Linked DNA regions of Homo sapiens: regions 1, 3, 4, 5 and 6 are each linked to region 2. The links are chromatin contacts, found by Hi-C or POLR2A ChIA-PET in ENCODE. All regions are on one chromosome and are shown on one strand. Each heading gives the region's core, a stretch centred on a gene start or an enhancer-like site at or near the end of the contact. The rest is flanking DNA. Distances are from core to core; before and after follow the strand shown. Region 1 holds the start of KIAA1614. Region 2 holds the start of LINC01686 (long intergenic non-protein coding RNA 1686). Region 3 overlaps COLGALT2 (collagen beta(1-O)galactosyltransferase 2). Region 4 has its middle 16 kb from the start of IER5. Region 5 overlaps RGL1 (ral guanine nucleotide dissociation stimulator like 1). Region 6 has its middle 43 kb from the start of IER5.

Region 1 (2,700 bases), core at 92-2,591, 1.7 Mb before region 2:
CACTCCTAAGTCTGGGTCTGTTTAGCAAACGTTATTAATTTGTTCTCTTAACCGTAAATATCTAGAAGCTGGGTATAGCTAACTCACTGGGAATGTGGCCCAGCAAGTCCCAGCCTCATTTTCCTCGCCCTCACACAAGATGGAGTCGCTCTGGTTCGAAGCCTCTGACGTAACCTTGGGCCTGTACTGTGACACAGAGGGTTTGCACTGGATAATCTCTCAAGCTCCTAGATTGCCAAGACGCCAGTCCACTCACAGCTCCCCAGGCTCCGCTCTCCTGTTGCCCTGCCAGACGCCCCTTCCCCCACCTTGTGCAGAGTAACCCCCTCCTGACTCAAGAGGCAGCCCCTCTAGAAAACTTCCTTCCCCTCCTCCCCTGCCCCGGTACATATTGCGCGGCCCTTACTGTTGCTGTGTCTGTCCTGTCATCTGGAGGTGCACAACTACCCCATGCTTCACAGTGAAGCCAGTCGGCTGAAGGAAAGATGAACGGGCACTTTCTCTTTGTAGAGATTTCCGGAATCTCCTGAGGCCACTTTTATTGCTTCCCGTCTTTGTGAAAAAATAGGCTTGGAAATAGGTGAGGCTCGGTCACCCCCTCTGGGTGGAAGGAGAAAGCAAGCTCCGTCGGTTTGGGCCGCGGCTGCAGGGAATGCCCCTGGTTGCGACCCCCGTCCCGCGCTGGGGAAAGTGATCTGCTCGAGAGCCCCCAGGACCCTGAGAACCGGTCCCCACCCAAGGCGGCGGCGGGCAATTCCGGCACCGCGGCAGACGGGATGCGCGGAGCGCGTTCCCTCCGGGTTTCCCTCACGCCTCTGGAGAGCGGGAACCAACGACCTTGACCTCGGAGGAAACGGCTCTACGGAGCGATGGACGGCCCCACAGAGAGGGCGGCCGGCTCCTCTGGAAAACTTGTCCACACAAAAGGCATTCCTCAGCTTCCACCCCGAAAGGCGAGCCCTGGGTGTAGGGTTACCAGCGGCGCGCGGAGCCCGCCGAGAACGTGGTGCGCCCCCAGCTCCTGCCCGCGCTCCCCGGCCTCCGTGCGCCCCGCGCGCCTCCGCTCTTGCGCCCGCTTTCCCGCGGGGAAGGGGCCACCGCCCTGCGAGGCTGGCGGCCGCCCCGTCGTCCCCAAGCTCGGGGCCGCCCTGGACTTCCATCCCGCGCCTCTGACGGCCGGGGACACTCGCTCCCTGGGCCGCGGCTCAGGAGAGGCGGCCCCGCGGGGCTCCGGGCGGGGTGGGAGGCCGAGGCCCGGCTCCTCCAGCCCCTCCCGCGGCCCCACCTCTCCGCGCTCGGCTCCCTCTGCCCAGCGCGGGCCGGGAAGGCGCGGGCTTGGCCGCTCTTCCCCTCCACGGCAAAGCCGTGAACGGACAGCTGATGCCACTTCCTTCCCTGCCAGCGCCCTCCCTGCCCGACCCCGCTTCCCGTCCTCTCGCCGGGAGGGAGTGCGGCCCGTGGGGCGCTGCGCCGGCCAGACCCACCCGGGGCCCGGGGGCTGCCAGCAGAGCCGGGAGCTGGCCCGGCCTCGGCGCCGTCCCGGACCCCCAGTCGGCCGCGCCCCGAGGGGCGAGGCCTGCGGGCCGCACTCCCTCCGGCCCCGGATTCGGGGCTGGAAGTCCCTCCCCGAACCCAGCAGCTGGCCTGGGAGGGAGAAGGGGCTGGAGAGGGCCTGGCCTCTCCGAGGGATGGAGGGGACAGAGGCGGCGGCGGCCAAACCCGCGGGCGGCAGCCCCCAGTGAGTATAGAGGAGGCAGCGCCGGGCCGGCCGGGCGGGGGTGGCGGACCGGCGGGGCGGAGGAGCGGGGAGCCCAGGTCGCCCCGGCCACTGGGAAGCGGGCCTCCCACGGGCTCGGAGCTGGAAGGGTCGTGGGGAGGCCCGCCCTTCACGTCCATCTTCGTTTGGCCCCTCTGAGTTAGGGGAAATACATCACAGTGCTTGGGCCATAGAACCAGGCAGCTCCGAGCTGACCGATCTTCCCGAAAGCCCGTGCCCAGGGGACTCCAGTGGGAGGGTCTCATTCTTTAAGGTCTCTGGCGTGCTGTTCCAGAGTTTACCCATCAACAATTCTTACTTTAATTTTTTGGAGCCAGGGTCTCGCTCTGTCGCCCAGGCTGGAGTGCAGTGGTGCGATCATGGCTCACTGCAACCTCGACCTCCCGGGCTCAAGCCCGGCCTCCTCTGGCTTCAGCCTCCCCAAAAACAAAAAGTTATTTTAACTTAACAGAAATTGCTCATATTACATTCTAATCCCCTGTTTTCTGGATTGGACTTTAGAGGAGAAGAAGGAGATGCAAAGAGAAACTTGCTGCATTCTAGATTAACTCATAGAACAAATTATTTCTGTCCTCCTAAAGATAATCCTTAAACTTTACTGGCTTAAAACTGGTGTGACATTTCGCATTATATGTGTATTTTGCTTTATAAAATATGTGCATTCCTGAAAGCTTGTGTATAAATTGAATTGTAATAAACGACTACAGAGAGACTTGCCATTTAAGAGAATTTTATGGTGAATACTTGGTCCGTGTTACGAAGTGGATAACTCCTAATTTGTAGTGTATACACATAAGGATTTTTATGCACAAAGTTTACTTCAAGGGGGGGGGGACATCTAGATGTGTGATATTAAAGTTGTATTTTTCTCAGAAGGTAGAATCAATATTAAAACGCTGTGGCATGTAGATATGCATGCAACA
Region 2 (2,700 bases), core at 157-2,656:
ATCTATATCTATCTCTCTATCCATCTACATATCTATACTGGTTGAATTGAAGTGGTAGTCATTATAACAATCTTTCAACTATTCTGCATGCCTGAAAATCTGTATAATAAAAAGTTGGGGGAAACGCTTTAAAGGCTGCCCCGTGACAACATGGATTACCTCTTTCTCTATTTCCCTAATATTGTGCATTATCAACAACTTAATCACATTTCATTGTAATTATGTGCTAAGAAACTTTCTCCCATAGGCTGTGTAAAAGTACAGTAGCTGCACACAGTAGGCACTCAATAACTGCTTGCATGCCTGAATATCCTCTCCTATGAGGCTGTCCTTGAGAATTAATAAGCCACCGGAGTGGGAAGACGCCAGAGTTAACCATACACTACCCTTTGATGCTTCATTCTTCATAACACAGAAGCTCATGAGCGAGCACAGGAAAGGCGCCGTGCCTGGGAGGAAAGACAATAAATGGCTATGGACTGAATGACAGCTCAGTTTAAAACTCAGGAGATCCAGCCTCTGTGGTCATATGATTAACTGGCTGTGTGACCATGTCCAAACACTAACCTCTCTGTGCCTCTGTTTTCTCACTTGCAAACAGGGAGTAATAATGTGTCTTGGCCAATAAGTGGAGAAAAGTGTTTTGAGGCCGGGCGCGGTGGCTCAAGCCTGTAACCTTAGCACTTTGGGAGGCCGAGGCGAGCGGACCGCCTGAGCTCCAGAGTTCAACACCAGCCTGGGCAACACGGTGAAACCCGCTCTCTACTAAAATACAAAAAAAAAAAAAATGGCCGGGCGTGGTGTCGTGCGCCTGTAATCCCAGCTACTCGGGAGGCTGAGGCAGGAGAATCGCTTGAACCCGGGAGGCGGAGATTGCAGTGAGCCGAGATCGCGCCACCGCACTCCAGCCTGGGCGACAGAGCGGAGGCTCCGTCTCCAAAAAAAAAATAAAATAAAATAAAAGGAAAGTGTTTGAAAAGTGCTTAAGTGCTCTGAAAAGTCTGAGATGCTGTGCAAATAGTGCGGCATTATCCTTATTTTTGTTATTAAAATGAGCGAGACTTGCCCTGACCAGCGACGAATTGACTCACTCAGTTTTGGGGGAGGGGGCGGAGGAGTGGGAGGAGCGGGAGGAGAGGGGCCACGCTTGTCTTCTCCGAGGGATGGGAATTTCCACCCAGCTGGAAGTAATAAGCGCCCGAGGCTCGGGCCTCACTGTCTCCACCCCCGCTTTCCCTTTCCTCTGACCAAGTGACAACTGCTCGGAAACAGACAGGACAGAGAATCTTAAAATAGAGCAGCAAATATCCGCGGCTCGCCGCCCCGGGCTCTGTGGCACCATCAGCAGCTTGCGCAGGACACAGACGTCGGCTCACGCGCCGCAGCCCTCGGCCCCGGAAGAGCCGCGGCCGCGGAGCAGCGAACGCGTGCCTGCCAGGGAAAAGCAGTCACCAGGAACGCGGCGTTTTGGTCGGCTGCCCATCGCCAGCCCTGTCCGCGCGAGATGCCCTGCTCCGAAGCTCTTGTGAGCTCCGCGGCCTGCGGCTCCGGAAGGCGAAGCTCTTCCAGGAAGCAGCGGCGGCCCCACTGGCCCTCTCAGGCTGCGGAGAAAGGGCGGGAGGCCGCGGGGCTCTCCAGGACTCAGTGGTTTCGGAGAAACTCGACTTCCCAGGCTCGGAGGGCCAGTTTGGGATTGTTATAGAACAAAACGTGGGCGGCATAAAGTGCTCCGAAGTGGAGATCACCTTGAAGACTGGGCCCTTGGCTCTGTGACCCAGCAGACCCGAAATTCCAATCTGGCAAACTTTCAGCCTGACCCTTGGGAAAGGATCGCTCCCAGAGTGTGGGGGTGGAGGTGATGGGACAAAGATCTTAAAATCCTGAAAAACAACCGTTATTCTCAACTGAATTTCTGCTAAGTGCATCCATTCATAAACAGTACGTGCCTGGCGCTCTTTACGTGTATTAACTGGTTTAATTCCCACAACCTTAAGTAGGGGCTGTTAATCTCACAATTGTAGAGCCACCATTCAAAGCCAGGCAGTCTGGCCCCAGCCTCTGTGGGCTTAACCACTACCCGCCGCCAAGCAGCTCCTAGGAGCCTGGCAGGGAAAGGCATGGTGACGACAGCAGACGAGGTCCCTCAAGTAGCTTGCATTCTGGAAGCGAAGAAAGATCATGAACAAGTTTCAAATTGGTAAAATAATTGTCAGTGGAGATTCATCCCATAAAGGAATTGAGTAAAAGGAAGAACTACTTTCAGTAAGATGGTTTGGGTTGGAGTTTCTGTTCATAAGGGCAGAAATGGACTCTCTCTGACTTAAAGAGAAAAAACTTTGTTAAGAGTTTGGGGTAACCCACAGAATTATCAGGATGTCTCAGAATACAGACAAGAACAAAGGGAGGCTCCGCAGCCAAAAGTCCCTCCTCTAAACCACTTTGATGAGGACCAAACAGGTGCTACTGCTGAAAGCTAGACACCACATCCTACTCCACAACCAACGCTGGAACTCCCCAGACACCCCGCTGGCTCTGCCGCCCCTAAACCGGATGCGGCAGCCACCGCGGACCCCACAGCGGATTCTCCACCACCCCATTTCTTTGCATTGCATCACCACCTCCAGAGTGTGCCTAATTGGCACCCCGCTGCTTCTGATGCAAAACTCCAAGCTGTACTGGGCAAACGCGCAGCCTCTGGCA
Region 3 (2,700 bases), core at 158-2,657, 1.3 Mb after region 2:
AAAGTGGGGGACTATTTTTATCCCACCTGGGCAGGTTTAGGTGTGGGTGCGCAAAAGGTCCATTGCTTTAACAGGATCTAACCACAGAGAGCTGGCCCATGTCTAATGGGAAGATTCCAGCTGGGAGTGACACTACTTCTTCAATAATGAAAGTTTTATTTATTTGATACTCTAAAAAAGCTTCCTTTGCAAACTATGTATTTTAAAGTTTGGAAGTAATATTGGTTAAGAAACCTGAAAAGGCCTTGAAGAATGTTTAGTATTATAAAAATTCAAAGTCCTCGAAGAATGTTTAGTATTATACAAATTCAAAGTCCTCATTTGATTTTCCTTAAAGGGATAATACAAAGAAAATTTAAAATGATAGCTGGTAACTGGGTTGTTGAAAGAACTATGGGTAATGGCCATGACTACTGTAACGTATCTGTTCACCTCTATTCCAGGCACAGGAGAGGAATACACTCTCTTGCCCTTGAAGTTACTCAGGGCTATATGACTTTCTGGGGAAAGTTTATAGTGTGGTGCTGCTGCTCCACTCTCCAAGGGCTCCCCCGACACTGCCCTTGGTCCCACCACTGTGCTCATAGCGGCATGTGTGGATATGGATAGCAGATGTGAATTGGAAGCAGCCTGGAACATTGCATCAACACATGAAGGGCAGCTCCCAGGAAAGACACCTGCTCTGCAGACTTGGATAGCAAGAAATAAGCCATTGTTGTATGAAGCCAATCAGATTTTTATATTCCAGCATAACTTTGCCCATCCTGAGATACTGTCCAAAGGGTATGATCTGTTTAACTTCACTGAAATATTATAGAGAAATCCTGACATCCAATTTTACTTATTGGCGAATGATGTGAAATTCTAGAACGTAGTGAGACAGAGTTCTTAGGCCAAACACAAGAGCTGGTCTCATTACTTCAAACTTGACACTTACAGTCATATTTCTGTGCATATGCAGTGCATGTCTTTGTCTTCCCAATAGCAGCCGAGAATATTCTGGTCCTTTCTGCTCCACTCCACTCCTTATTAGTTTCTTTTAAAATCAATAGGGAGGGTCCACCAGGTACACGGTTAGGTTTTTAAGAGAAAGAAGCTTAATGTACCAGCTTCCTCCTGTTCATGATATTGTCTGAGGAGCTGTCTCACTCTCCCTCCTGGGGCCTGAGACTTGGGAAGATGTTATATTTTGAGTTACCCATTCTAGGCTGCTGGTCTCCTTTGGACTCACATGGCCTGTGTGGCTTTAACATTTCAGCCAAAGAGACTGCTTTTAGCCACTTTGTTTCCATCAAACATAGGCAGTCATTGCATTCACAGGACAAGTGTTGCAAAAAAAAAGCCACAAGTGGTTGGCTCCCGAAAGTCATCACTGAGCAAAAATATCAGAGAAGTGTGCTTGGGTTTTGCCACTGAAGGCAGCAGTAAGCCACAGAGGAAAACAGGAAGTGATACAGTGAGTCAGACCTAAGAAACTTAGTCTGTGGGGAGAAGGATGTATCTTTGCTGACAACAGACTTGAAGGTTAGGTATATCCTGGCTTCTGTTTGTAGTCATTTCTGACTCCATCTTTCATAATTGATCTGGTCTCTCATTAAATCCCTTCCTGGAAATAATCCTTCCCTGTACTGCCACTTGGGACAATGGGCTTCATTGCTTTCGGGATAGTTTCAAGATCTAATGTGAATAATTACAGCCATTGTTACAGAGGTCTTATCACTCACAGAACCCAGAGTTCTGTGAGTGATATATATATATGTCACATATATACTTGACATATATAATCACATATATTTAATGTTCACATGTACCATGGGATATGTATGAGTGTCTCTATTTTTATAGACAAGGAAACAAACATTAAATAACTTGCCCAAGATCACAGAGCTGATAGAGCTGGTATTTGAACCTAGGTCCTACTCCTTTACCGGAGCTCTTAATTCCCATTCCACATCATCCCCAGAGCTAGTCCTTGGTGGCCACTGGTATTAGCCAACCAGGCAACTGGGCTGGGTCCAGAGTAGCTCATTTAAGCCCAGTCATGTCTGGAATAGTACATGATAGATTGTACTTGGATCAAATCCTACCGCTTCTTCTCTATAATTTCTCCTGAACTTCTTCCATTGTTGCAGCCTAGCTTGGGTCCTTACCCACTATGCCTGGGCTGTTTTTGATTTTTTTCAAACACTTACATGCTCTCAGTCTTTCCTATTCTAATTAATCATGCTCACTGTTGTCAAAATAATCTTCCGCCGCACAGCTCTGTTCTCAACTGTAACAGTCACACTCAACACTATATTTAAGGGCTTAACAGGTTGCTAGGTGTTTTCATAGTCACCATGTAATTTTATCTTCACTTTTTTGTGGTGGTTTTTTTTTTTTTTTTTTTTTTACAAATAAAGAAACTGAGACCAAGCCAGATGTAGACTTGTCCAAGGTCAAATACTGAGTGATTGGCAGAGCTGGAACTCAGTTTTAGACATAACTTCAAGTCCAATTATCTTAATAATTTTTACATGATGTACTGTTGTCTCAAAATGTCAATACTGAGAGCAGGTACCTGAGACTTCCTATCACCTTATGCTGTAATTTGCAAGAGTAATCTCCTCATGCTTTATAGACCATTTAAATCTAACATCTTTATAAGATCTGGCCTCCTGTCATTCATCTCCCGAAGGCAGCACATCCCCAAATTCTCTG
Region 4 (2,738 bases), core at 81-2,580, 1.5 Mb before region 2:
ATAAATCTTGCCAATTCCAACTTACACGGTTACAAATTAAAAATGAGACAACTGTGGAAGTGCTGAACAAAACGCCAGGTGGTGGAGGTGGTAGGAGGGGCGCTTAGCTCCAAGCGAAGACATATTTGTCTTAGTCTGCTCTGGCTGCCATAACAAAATATCACAGAGTGGTTTAAGCAAAAAAATGTATTTCTCATAGTTCCGGAGCCTGGAAATCTGAGATCAGGGTGCCAGCATGGTCAGGTTCTGTTGAGGGCTTTGTTTCTGGCTTGCAGATGGCCGCCTTCTTGCTGTACCCTCACATGGCAGAGGAGAGAGCGAGCTCCTAAAGACCCTATTTCCAGATATAGTCACATTAGGGGTTAGAGCTTCAACACATATGAATTTTGGGGAAGCATATCCATTCCACAGCAATGCTGAAGGAGATTCATCAGCACATAGCCCTTCAGTCCTGTTCCCACCTCCTACAGCTTGCAAATCTGAAGCACCCCACCAACTCCGTATTGCAACTACAGTAATCATGACTTGTATACCAATTTATAGATGTTTCAATAACTAAAGCATTTGTATAACATATCCTATGGCTTACGAAGAATATTTCATACAGTCTAATCTCATTTTCACAACTATCATCTCACAGATGAGAAAAGCAAGGCCCCAATGGCCAGCCCAATCTTATTTCCAGGTCCTTTAACTGTATACCTTCAAACTCTTTAGGCCACACCAAAGTACTCGGTTGTAACCACTTCAAAGAAAACAGGGCTCTAAGAGCTGGTGAAGTCTAAACTCTTCAGTTCCTCCACTGTGACCACAGCTGACCGTCTTTACTTGTTCTATTCGCTCCCATATGAATCCTTTCTTTGTGCTCTAGAATTTTATGGAGTGGAAAATATATATGGAACGAGACAACATTCTTAGAGGAAAGGACTTTACAAATGCGAAGTATTAATATTTTGTTTGATATGGGCACTATTTTCAAAGGACCCTGCATACTTTCTGTGTTTCTTTGGGATGCCCTGCCCACCCAGGACAACTGAAGGAGCCGCTCTGGTTTTAATTGCAGCAATTCACCAGACAGTTTAGAACTTTCTACGTGCCAGGGCCTCTGTCCCCTGCAAAAGCTCACATTCCAAACAAGTCAGGTGTAGGCTCCGCTCCTAGAGAGGGACGGTGTGAACAGAGCTAACTGGGTCGGCCTCTCTCCTTCCGACCTCCTACTCCCCTCCCAACACCTCCTCGCCCAGAACGTCTCAATTCTGACCCAGACACCCTGGGAGGCCGAGAGGCTCCTTTTGGATCTGCAATACACCCTCCTCACCACAACCAACAGACAAAACGCGCGAGTGCCGTGCAAGGTGGAAACCCTTCCCTCCGGGGGGCGATCGCCCCAGTAGGGTGAAGCAGGCCTCTTTGTTCACGGGATGCCTCGCTAGCAAGCCGGCGGCGGGGGCGTTCCCTGGACCGTGAGACCCCGGCTCCCGAGGACGCCTCCCGTGCCGCCGCTTCCCTCAAGCCCAGTGCCGCCAGCGGCCAGAGCTCCGGATTCCTGCCGCCCCCAGCCCACCGGCAAGAGCTGGCTTCATTTTCCCAGTCCCCCTTTCATCTGGCCGCACAGGCAGAGCACCGTCCGCTAAGGTCTCCTCCCATCCCAGCAGGAAGGGCGGGGAGACCCGCGGAGGATTTAAAGGGGCGCGGAGGTCAGGAGGGCTGGGGGCGGCTCCGCGGAGAAAATGGGGCGCGCTCGTCCTCTCCCGCAGCCTCGGCCGCCGCGAAGCTTCCTCCCAGCTCCCGCCTTTCCGGGCCCGGCGGGCCGAGGGGGAAGGGAGGCTTCCTGCGCCGGCGCCCGCGGCTGCCCCAGTGAGGTCCCGCCCGAGAGCAGGCCCAGGCGGGGGCTGGGCGCGCGGCGCGGCGCTGCGGGCTGGAGGGCGGGGGCGGGGCCCGCCGCTTTTAGAGTCACCTCCCGCGCGCCGCGGCCGCCGTTGCCAGGGTGACCGGGGGAGCTCCGTTGTGGGGAGGCGGCCGCGGCGGGTACCGGTGGGCGGAGCTCAGCGGGCGGGGCGGGGCGGGGCGGGGGCGGGGGGAGCTTCCTCGTCGTCATGGGAACGGCGCAGTTATTTCCAGCCCCCGGGCCGTGCCAGTGGCGCGGTGCCAGGATGCGAGAGTATTGCAGGACAGCGGCAATCTGCTGCGACCTGGGACATAACAATGCGCCCCTTCTGCAGCGCTGGGCCCGCCGGCGAGAGGTCTCGCTGGTCTGAGGGGCTGGGGCCGCCCCCGCGCGTCGTGTCTCCTCTCGGCGCTCTTCGGCTCGGAGCCTGGCGGCTCAGCGCGCTCCCGGCTGCACGTGCTGCCCCCGCCGCCGCCCACGCCAGACAAAGCGGGGCCCTCCCGGGCGTGTTTCCTAGGCGCCCCCTTCCCTCGATGAACCCTTTGATTTCTTCCTTCTTCTCTCTCACTTCGTTCCAGCCCCCTCAACTGCCTCCTGGAGCGCCTTTTTTGTGTGCTCGCCATCTCACGTTTGGCCCTCTCTCCAAAGCTCTGCCTTCACGAACGCCTCCATTTGACCTTCCCCCTCCGCCACTCTCTGGTCTCCTTTGGTAGCTTTATCATTACATTTGATGGAAGGGCGACTCTCCCCTCTCCTATTTTCAGCTCCACATTACCTTTTGTATTGTCCTCTCCCCTTCCTATTGGCATCTTCTTTCTGTCCTTGCCCTTTTCAAGACTCTTCCAGAAAC
Region 5 (2,754 bases), core at 166-2,665, 1.2 Mb after region 2:
ATACCACATAGTATGTAATTATTCATTATTTCTCTGAAATTAAAATTTCACTGGGCATCCTGTAATTTATCTGTCAACCCTAACCTAGCAAAAAAGTGACTTCCCACCCAATATTAGGTTAGCACAAAGGTGATTGTGACAAGTTTTGGTTTAAGTTTTGTTAAGTTTGCCACTATTTTTAATGGCAAAAGCCATAATCACCTTTGCACCAACCTAATAAAAGTTCACACAAGGCAGAACCTCATGTTGAGCTTGACATCATGGGCCCTAAAGTATTTTCTAGACTTTACCTTAACATCTCTGAGTGTCCTGTGTGTAAATAGTCACTGTAGTACTCAGGTGTATTGGCCTTGTCATGTTCTGCTGGGTGTCATTACATACATGATTTCTGCTGAGAGAATGATGCAAATTTTGTTGCATGGCAAAGAAATTTATGCAGTTGAGTAATATGGAGAGATGAGCAGAGCTTATTTGTGAGTCAGCTTGTGGGTTTTCCTATACAGGTGGAGTATCCTTAATCTTAAAACCGAAATTCAAAGTGCTCCAACATCCATGCTTATTGCAGTGTTTTGCAGTTTGGATTTTCAGAATGGGGATACTTGAATGGTAAGTATAGTGGGAATATTTCAAAATCTGAAAAATTCTGAAATCCAAACCACTTTCAGTCCCAAGAATTTGAGATAAAAGATCCTCAGCCTGTATTGTGGTGGTTTGTTGTTGCTGGATAGTGGTTGTAGGGCATATGAAAAGGAAGCATAAAACTTACTTTTGGTGTTTGGGGATGAATGTAGGGATTGGGTGTGGGTTTTAGATTTTTGGAGGGAGTTAACAGCTGGAATAGTACTCACTATTTACTTTGCTGCTCAGGCCAAGATGCCTGAGAACTGATATACTGAAGAGTGATCATGGTGTGGAGGACTCCATACTGTCTCCATCCTAATGAGGTTGTTTGCTTAACACGTTCCCTGTTAAACTATCAGATGACTGAATTATTATTTTGATTGAAGGGACTTTTTTTTTTTTTCAAATTAGAAACACCCAACTGGTTAACAGTTTATGTTTTAGAAGGTGAAAGAGTTTATTTTTCCATGACTGGAAACGGAATTGAAATATGGCATCTTTCATCTCTCACATGCCCTTTTTCCTCTCCGTCTCATGCCAAAATCGATAATTATGGAAATTACCTGGTAGGACACTTGGGCACAGTTTTAGATATTTACCCCATAGGACTCAGACATGTTCTCTTAGAAAAAGCTGGATTCTAAAGGCACAAAGATCAACCAAAAAAACAAACATGAAACATTTTTGTGGTCACAGTACCGTGATCTTGTCAGTAAAGCGACGGTCTATGATTAAATCCAGATTGAGCTGTTTCCTGTTAGCGTGCTAACCCACAGGACAGGCTCAGGCCTCCGTGTCTTGCTTTCTAAGTCTGGGTTATTAAGCACTTGTCTGACAAGGGTTCCACCCCTTTCGTCTTCAACTTAATAATTCAAAGTTACTAAGATAATATAAGCAAAAACAGGTCCTAAAGTCTCTTAAAACACTTACAGACCTATAGGAATCTTTTCTTGCAAAAATGAAACTTTTAACATTTTAGCTTCTCTTGTCGGGCCATATGGCAGAGTATTTTTTGTGTTTCCCCTCTGTACAGTTTCATTTCAAAATAATTTCAGTGGTAAGCAGATCATTTTAAGTTTTTGTTTCATAAGAAATGTACTCTATTTGAATGTTGGCAAATTAGAAGTCATCAGATCTTTCCCCTGCCATAATAAGCAGGTATTAGGATATTTAGCAGTTCTACAGAAAATGACATTAAGCAAATTCTCTGATAACTTAACATGCATTGTTATTTTGTGTGAGAATGATTGTAGGCACAAGAGCAATTCTATACTTATTTTATGATATTGTCATTGATGTTCACTTTGAAAATTATTTTTTAAATCTAAATTTTCAAAATATTTTATTAGTCTTCTGTTAGGTCATATGTGGTTCTTCCTAATGCACAGATGCAAACCCTGAGGAACAAATACTGTTAAAGGGACTTACAGGAATCATGTATGCATATTGAAATTTTTTCCGAGTAAGAAAGTACTGAAAGAGAGGGGCTGGGTTAATGAGAAACATAATTCCATTCCCAAGGGAGAACCCTGGCTTTCTGCCAAATCTCTGCTTTCTGGCAGGAAATGGGACCCACTTCATCAGGTCCTTTGACAAGCATTTTTCTCTGTGTTTGAATTTTGGGACACGTCAATACTCGGTGAAAAAATAGTTCTTTTAAATAATCATCACTTTTGATAAGAAGGATTTAGAATTAAAGTAGAGTTTCCATTGTAAGTAAAATAAGAATCGTCAAATTTCAACATTGTTTGGTAAGGGAACACTGTTATTATCACAAGGCGAGGAAGCTTGATTTAAATCAGAGTTTGACTATCCCTAACCACTGAGAAGCCATTCCTTTTATTGTTGTTAATATTTAACATTGAAGTATATTTTCATGTTTTTTTTTGTTTGTTTGCTTTTGAGATGGAGTCTCGCTCTGTTGCCCAGGCTGGAGTGCAGTGGCACAATCTCCAGCCCACTGCAACCTCCGCTTCCTGGGTTCAAGTGATTCTCCTGCCTCAGCTTCCTGAGTAGCTGAGACTACAGGCACGCACATTACACGTGGCTGATTTTGTATTTTTAGTAGAGATGGGGTTTTACTATGTTGGCCAGGCTGTTCTTGAACTCCTGACCTCAGGTGATCCACCCCCC
Region 6 (2,796 bases), core at 237-2,736, 1.5 Mb before region 2:
GCCAAGTCATCTGCATAAGGCCTTATCAGGGTCTGTCTTCCAGTCCCATCTGGAAAGTACTGTCCTTGAAGTGGGAAATCTTTGCAAATGAACGCACGACTGAGGCACTGGGAGAGCACACTAGGCATGAGAAAGTTGAGTGTGACTGATTTAGTGCATGTAGGTCCATTTAACATCAACCAAGTGTCAAGATTTTTTTCTTCCACCATTAAGTTCACTTGAAGATCACAGGCTGGCAGCTCTAGGAAGCACTTTGCAGCTCCAGTGCTGGTGTGGGGGTGCTCCATCCTGCCTCAAAATGTCCCTGCAGTGGTTCAGCCCTGCTGGGCTCTGGAGGAGAATGTGCCTTAGACATGCTCCCCGAGGAGCCATGGGGAGCAGGGCAGGCCACGGGGGAAGCAATTGCTGCCAGCGGGGCACGCTCACCTTGAGGAAGGGCAGGCTGCGGCTCAGAAGATCCCTGAGCAAGGTCACCAGATGTGGCCAGCGGACAGCTGACAGCAAGCAGAGATCTTGGGAGATGTCTGTTCGTGTGCATCTGCAGACAGGCTCACAGCTGAGCCACCTGAAGAAGGGCTAGAGATGACTTGCAGCAACTGCTGTGTATCGAGCACTTACGACGTGCAGGGCTTTGCACGGCAGGTGGTCCCAATCAGTCCTTGCAGCACCCTTGAGAAGGATGAAGAAGCCGTGGCCCAGAGAGGCTAAGGGACTTGCCCACCATCACACAGCCAATAAGGGGCGAAACTGCTCTCCAAACTGTGGCCAGGGGTCAACAAAGGCTGGGCCTGAAGGAGTGCAGTGGAGGAGGGGCACAGCTGGTGGGGGTGTCAGGGAGGGTTGCATGGAGGAGGCCTTGAAGAATGAGCAGGACATTGACTCTTGGAAGGGTGATATTTCTTCCAAATGGAGAAAATAGCAGGCACCAAAGCACAGGGCCTATTTTGGGATCTGAGAAAAGGGCAGATTGTGGAGTGCTGTTTGGAAGAGTCAGGCCAGGGAGGCATGTTGTCCATTTGTGGAGTCTTTTTTTTTTTTCCATTCTCCATTTATTCATTTATTTATTTATTTATTTATTTATTTATTTATTTATTTATTTATTTGAGATGAGGTCTCACTATGTTGCCCAGGCTGGCCTTGAACTCCTGGGATGCGGTGATCCTCCCACCTCAGTCTTGCTAGTAGCAGGGATTACAGACCTGTGCCACATCACCTGGTTCATTGTATGAAGTCTTAATGCCACTCGGGGAGGCTGTATTTTCTTTATAGGGGTGGGGTCTGATGATGGTTTTGATGAGGGAAGTCCCATGGGTGGGCCTGTCCTGGCAGTGGCCTGAGGGGTTGGAATGCAGGGGAACAAAGAGCAGCAGGGCTGAGGCAGAAAAGCACTGTGGGGGCACAAAGATGGAGGGGTGGTGAGGAGGCCGCATCTACAGGGACACTGGGTGGGGACAGGGGATGAGTGGGTGAGAGTCGGGGCCTGAGAGGATTCAAAAGTGACTGAAATGATGATGGAGGGGTTATTTATAGAAATGGGGAAGTCACAGAGAGAAGGTGCCTTTGAGTCGGGGAGGGGACGGGAAGAAGAAGGAGGGAGTGGATTTTTATTTTGAACCTGGTGGTTGTCAGTGGTTTGCTGGACCTTCGGGGGGGCCAACAGTGAACAGCAGGGGCTCCCTGATAATCAACCCTAAAACCTTGTCTGGAACATGTTCAGCTTCTTCCTTGCCCACCCTCCTCCCACCCCGCCAGGTGCTGAGCTCACCCTTTGTGATTCTTGGCCTTACATTCTGCACCTCCCAGTGGCACTGGAACCTTGGATGCCCCGGGGAGCTGCAGGGCCCCAGTGACCAGCTGGTGCTGAGGGTCAGAGACTGCGACTGTGCAGGCCATGTCTGCAGGTGCTCCCCTGTGCAAGGCCTCCAGGGGTGGGGGTGTCCCTCAGACCTTCAGGGAAGTTGCTGATAAAGAATTTCCTTAGAGGGGGTAAGTCCCCCTCCCAGACCCAGCAAGGCCTTCTCTCTGTTTCCCCGGAAAAACCTCTTCCATCCTTCCGAAGCTCCAGGCCTTGTGGGTGTGACAGCGTGCCTGGATCCAGAGGCAGCAGGGGAAGGGGGAGACATTTTGGTTCAAGGGGCCATGGCAAAGGCACTGCCTGGCAGATGGAGGAGGGAGCTTCCTGCTGCTGGAGTGGCCGTCCTGGCTGTGAGTATCCTGTCCCCTCCACCCACCTGTTCACCTCCTTTTTTTTTTTTTTGAGATGGAGTCTCACTCTGTTGCCCAGGCTGGAGTGCAGTGGCGTAATCTCGACTCACTGCAAGCTCTGCCTCCTGGGTTCACACCATTCTCCTGCCTCAGCCTCCCGAGTAGCTGGGATTACAGGCGCCTGCCACCACGCCCAGGTAATTTTTGTATTTTTTTTTTGAGACAGAGTCTTGCTCTGTTGCCCAGGCTGGAGTGCAGTGGCTCGGCTCACTGCAAGCTGCGCCTCCCGGGTTCACGCCATTCTCCTGCCTCAGCCTCCCCGGCAGCTGGGACTACAGGCACACGCTGCCACGCCCGGCTAATTTTTGTATTTTTAGTAGAGACGGGGTTTCACTGTGTTAGCCAGATGGTCTCGATCTCCTGACCTTGTGATCTGCCTGCCTTGGCCTCCCAAAGTGCTGGGATTACAGGTGTGAGCCACTGCGCCCAGCCTAATTTTTGTATTTTTAGTAGAGACGGGGTTTCACCATGTTGGGCCAGGCTGGTCTCAAACTCCTGACCTCAGGTGATCCACCCAACCTTGGCCTCCCA

What was found. Hi-C counts contacts between places; a loop is a spot of excess contacts on that map. ChIA-PET counts read pairs that join two places held with the same protein, here RNA polymerase II (POLR2A). Pooled maps may share reads with other maps.
Region 1: a map with no recorded cell type shows a loop between it and region 2 (4-fold over the local background). The contact joins the promoter of KIAA1614 here to the promoter of LINC01686 in region 2. A Hi-C loop is called at or near these places in 2 of 37 single-sample maps with no recorded cell type and 1 of 50 pooled maps. POLR2A ChIA-PET finds 5 or more read pairs at or near these places in 1 of 52 experiments (naive thymus-derived CD4-positive, alpha-beta T cell).
Region 3: a map of CD8-positive, alpha-beta T cell shows a loop between it and region 2 (2.6-fold over the local background). The contact joins the enhancer-like site here to the promoter of LINC01686 in region 2. A Hi-C loop is called at or near these places in 1 of 168 maps with a recorded cell type or tissue (CD8-positive, alpha-beta T cell) and 6 of 50 pooled maps. POLR2A ChIA-PET finds 5 or more read pairs at or near these places in 1 of 52 experiments (activated T-cell).
Region 4: a pooled map shows a loop between it and region 2 (7-fold over the local background). The contact joins the enhancer-like site here to the promoter of LINC01686 in region 2. A Hi-C loop is called at or near these places in 1 of 168 maps with a recorded cell type or tissue (naive thymus-derived CD4-positive, alpha-beta T cell), 1 of 37 single-sample maps with no recorded cell type and 11 of 50 pooled maps. POLR2A ChIA-PET finds 5 or more read pairs at or near these places in 1 of 52 experiments (A673).
Region 5: a loop to region 2 is called in a map with no recorded cell type, with 6 times the contacts of the local background. The contact joins the enhancer-like site here to the promoter of LINC01686 in region 2. A Hi-C loop is called at or near these places in 4 of 37 single-sample maps with no recorded cell type and 2 of 50 pooled maps. POLR2A ChIA-PET finds 5 or more read pairs at or near these places in 2 of 52 experiments (CD4-positive, alpha-beta memory T cell and GM12878).
Region 6: a loop to region 2 is called in a map with no recorded cell type, with 6 times the contacts of the local background. The contact joins the enhancer-like site here to the promoter of LINC01686 in region 2. A Hi-C loop is called at or near these places in 12 of 37 single-sample maps with no recorded cell type and 9 of 50 pooled maps. POLR2A ChIA-PET finds 5 or more read pairs at or near these places in 1 of 52 experiments (activated CD4-positive, alpha-beta T cell).

What each region holds. Positions count from the first base shown.
Region 1 is chr1:180,911,556-180,914,255 of GRCh38, forward strand. It overlaps KIAA1614, which reads left to right and starts at 1,342. Exons shown (of 9, transcript NM_020950.2): 1 at 1,342-1,738. The coding sequence starts at 1,689. LINC02816 (long intergenic non-protein coding RNA 2816) reads left to right here. Exons shown (of 4, transcript NR_185877.1): 4 at 1-2,501. RefSeq lists a silencer at 1,138-1,437.
Region 2 is chr1:182,613,734-182,616,433 of GRCh38, forward strand. It overlaps LINC01686 (long intergenic non-protein coding RNA 1686), which reads left to right and starts at 1,407. Exons shown (of 1, transcript NR_036490.1): 1 at 1,407-2,700. RefSeq lists enhancers at 1,132-2,029, 2,058-2,606, 2,500-2,609, 2,607-2,700.
Region 3 is chr1:183,955,409-183,958,108 of GRCh38, forward strand. The region is part of intron 6 of COLGALT2 (collagen beta(1-O)galactosyltransferase 2); the gene reads right to left. Among named protein-coding and RNA genes, the nearest start is that of COLGALT2, 81 kb to the right of the region's middle. RefSeq lists a silencer at 424-588. Within about 2 kb of position 1,408, at least 5 of the 41 ENCODE cell types and tissues checked have a DNase peak (open chromatin) inside an H3K27ac peak, as active enhancers do; they include CD8-positive, alpha-beta T cell, where a contact is called at or near this core.
Region 4 is chr1:181,103,446-181,106,183 of GRCh38, forward strand. No RefSeq gene overlaps it. Among named protein-coding and RNA genes, the nearest start is that of IER5, 16 kb to the left of the region's middle. RefSeq lists silencers at 1,495-1,554, 1,575-2,064, 2,325-2,374 and an enhancer at 1,908-2,738. Within about 2 kb of position 1,331, at least 29 of the 41 ENCODE cell types and tissues checked have a DNase peak (open chromatin) inside an H3K27ac peak, as active enhancers do; they include A673, where a contact is called at or near this core.
Region 5 is chr1:183,841,322-183,844,075 of GRCh38, forward strand. All of the region lies in intron 2 of RGL1 (ral guanine nucleotide dissociation stimulator like 1), which reads left to right. Among named protein-coding and RNA genes, the nearest start is that of RGL1, 38 kb to the left of the region's middle. RefSeq lists an enhancer at 467-516. Within about 2 kb of position 1,416, at least 18 of the 41 ENCODE cell types and tissues checked have a DNase peak (open chromatin) inside an H3K27ac peak, as active enhancers do; they include GM12878, where a contact is called at or near this core.
Region 6 is chr1:181,129,970-181,132,765 of GRCh38, forward strand. No RefSeq gene overlaps it. Among named protein-coding and RNA genes, the nearest start is that of IER5, 43 kb to the left of the region's middle. RefSeq lists enhancers at 293-372, 623-732, 1,942-2,121, 2,152-2,201. Within about 2 kb of position 1,487, at least 3 of the 41 ENCODE cell types and tissues checked have a DNase peak (open chromatin) inside an H3K27ac peak, as active enhancers do.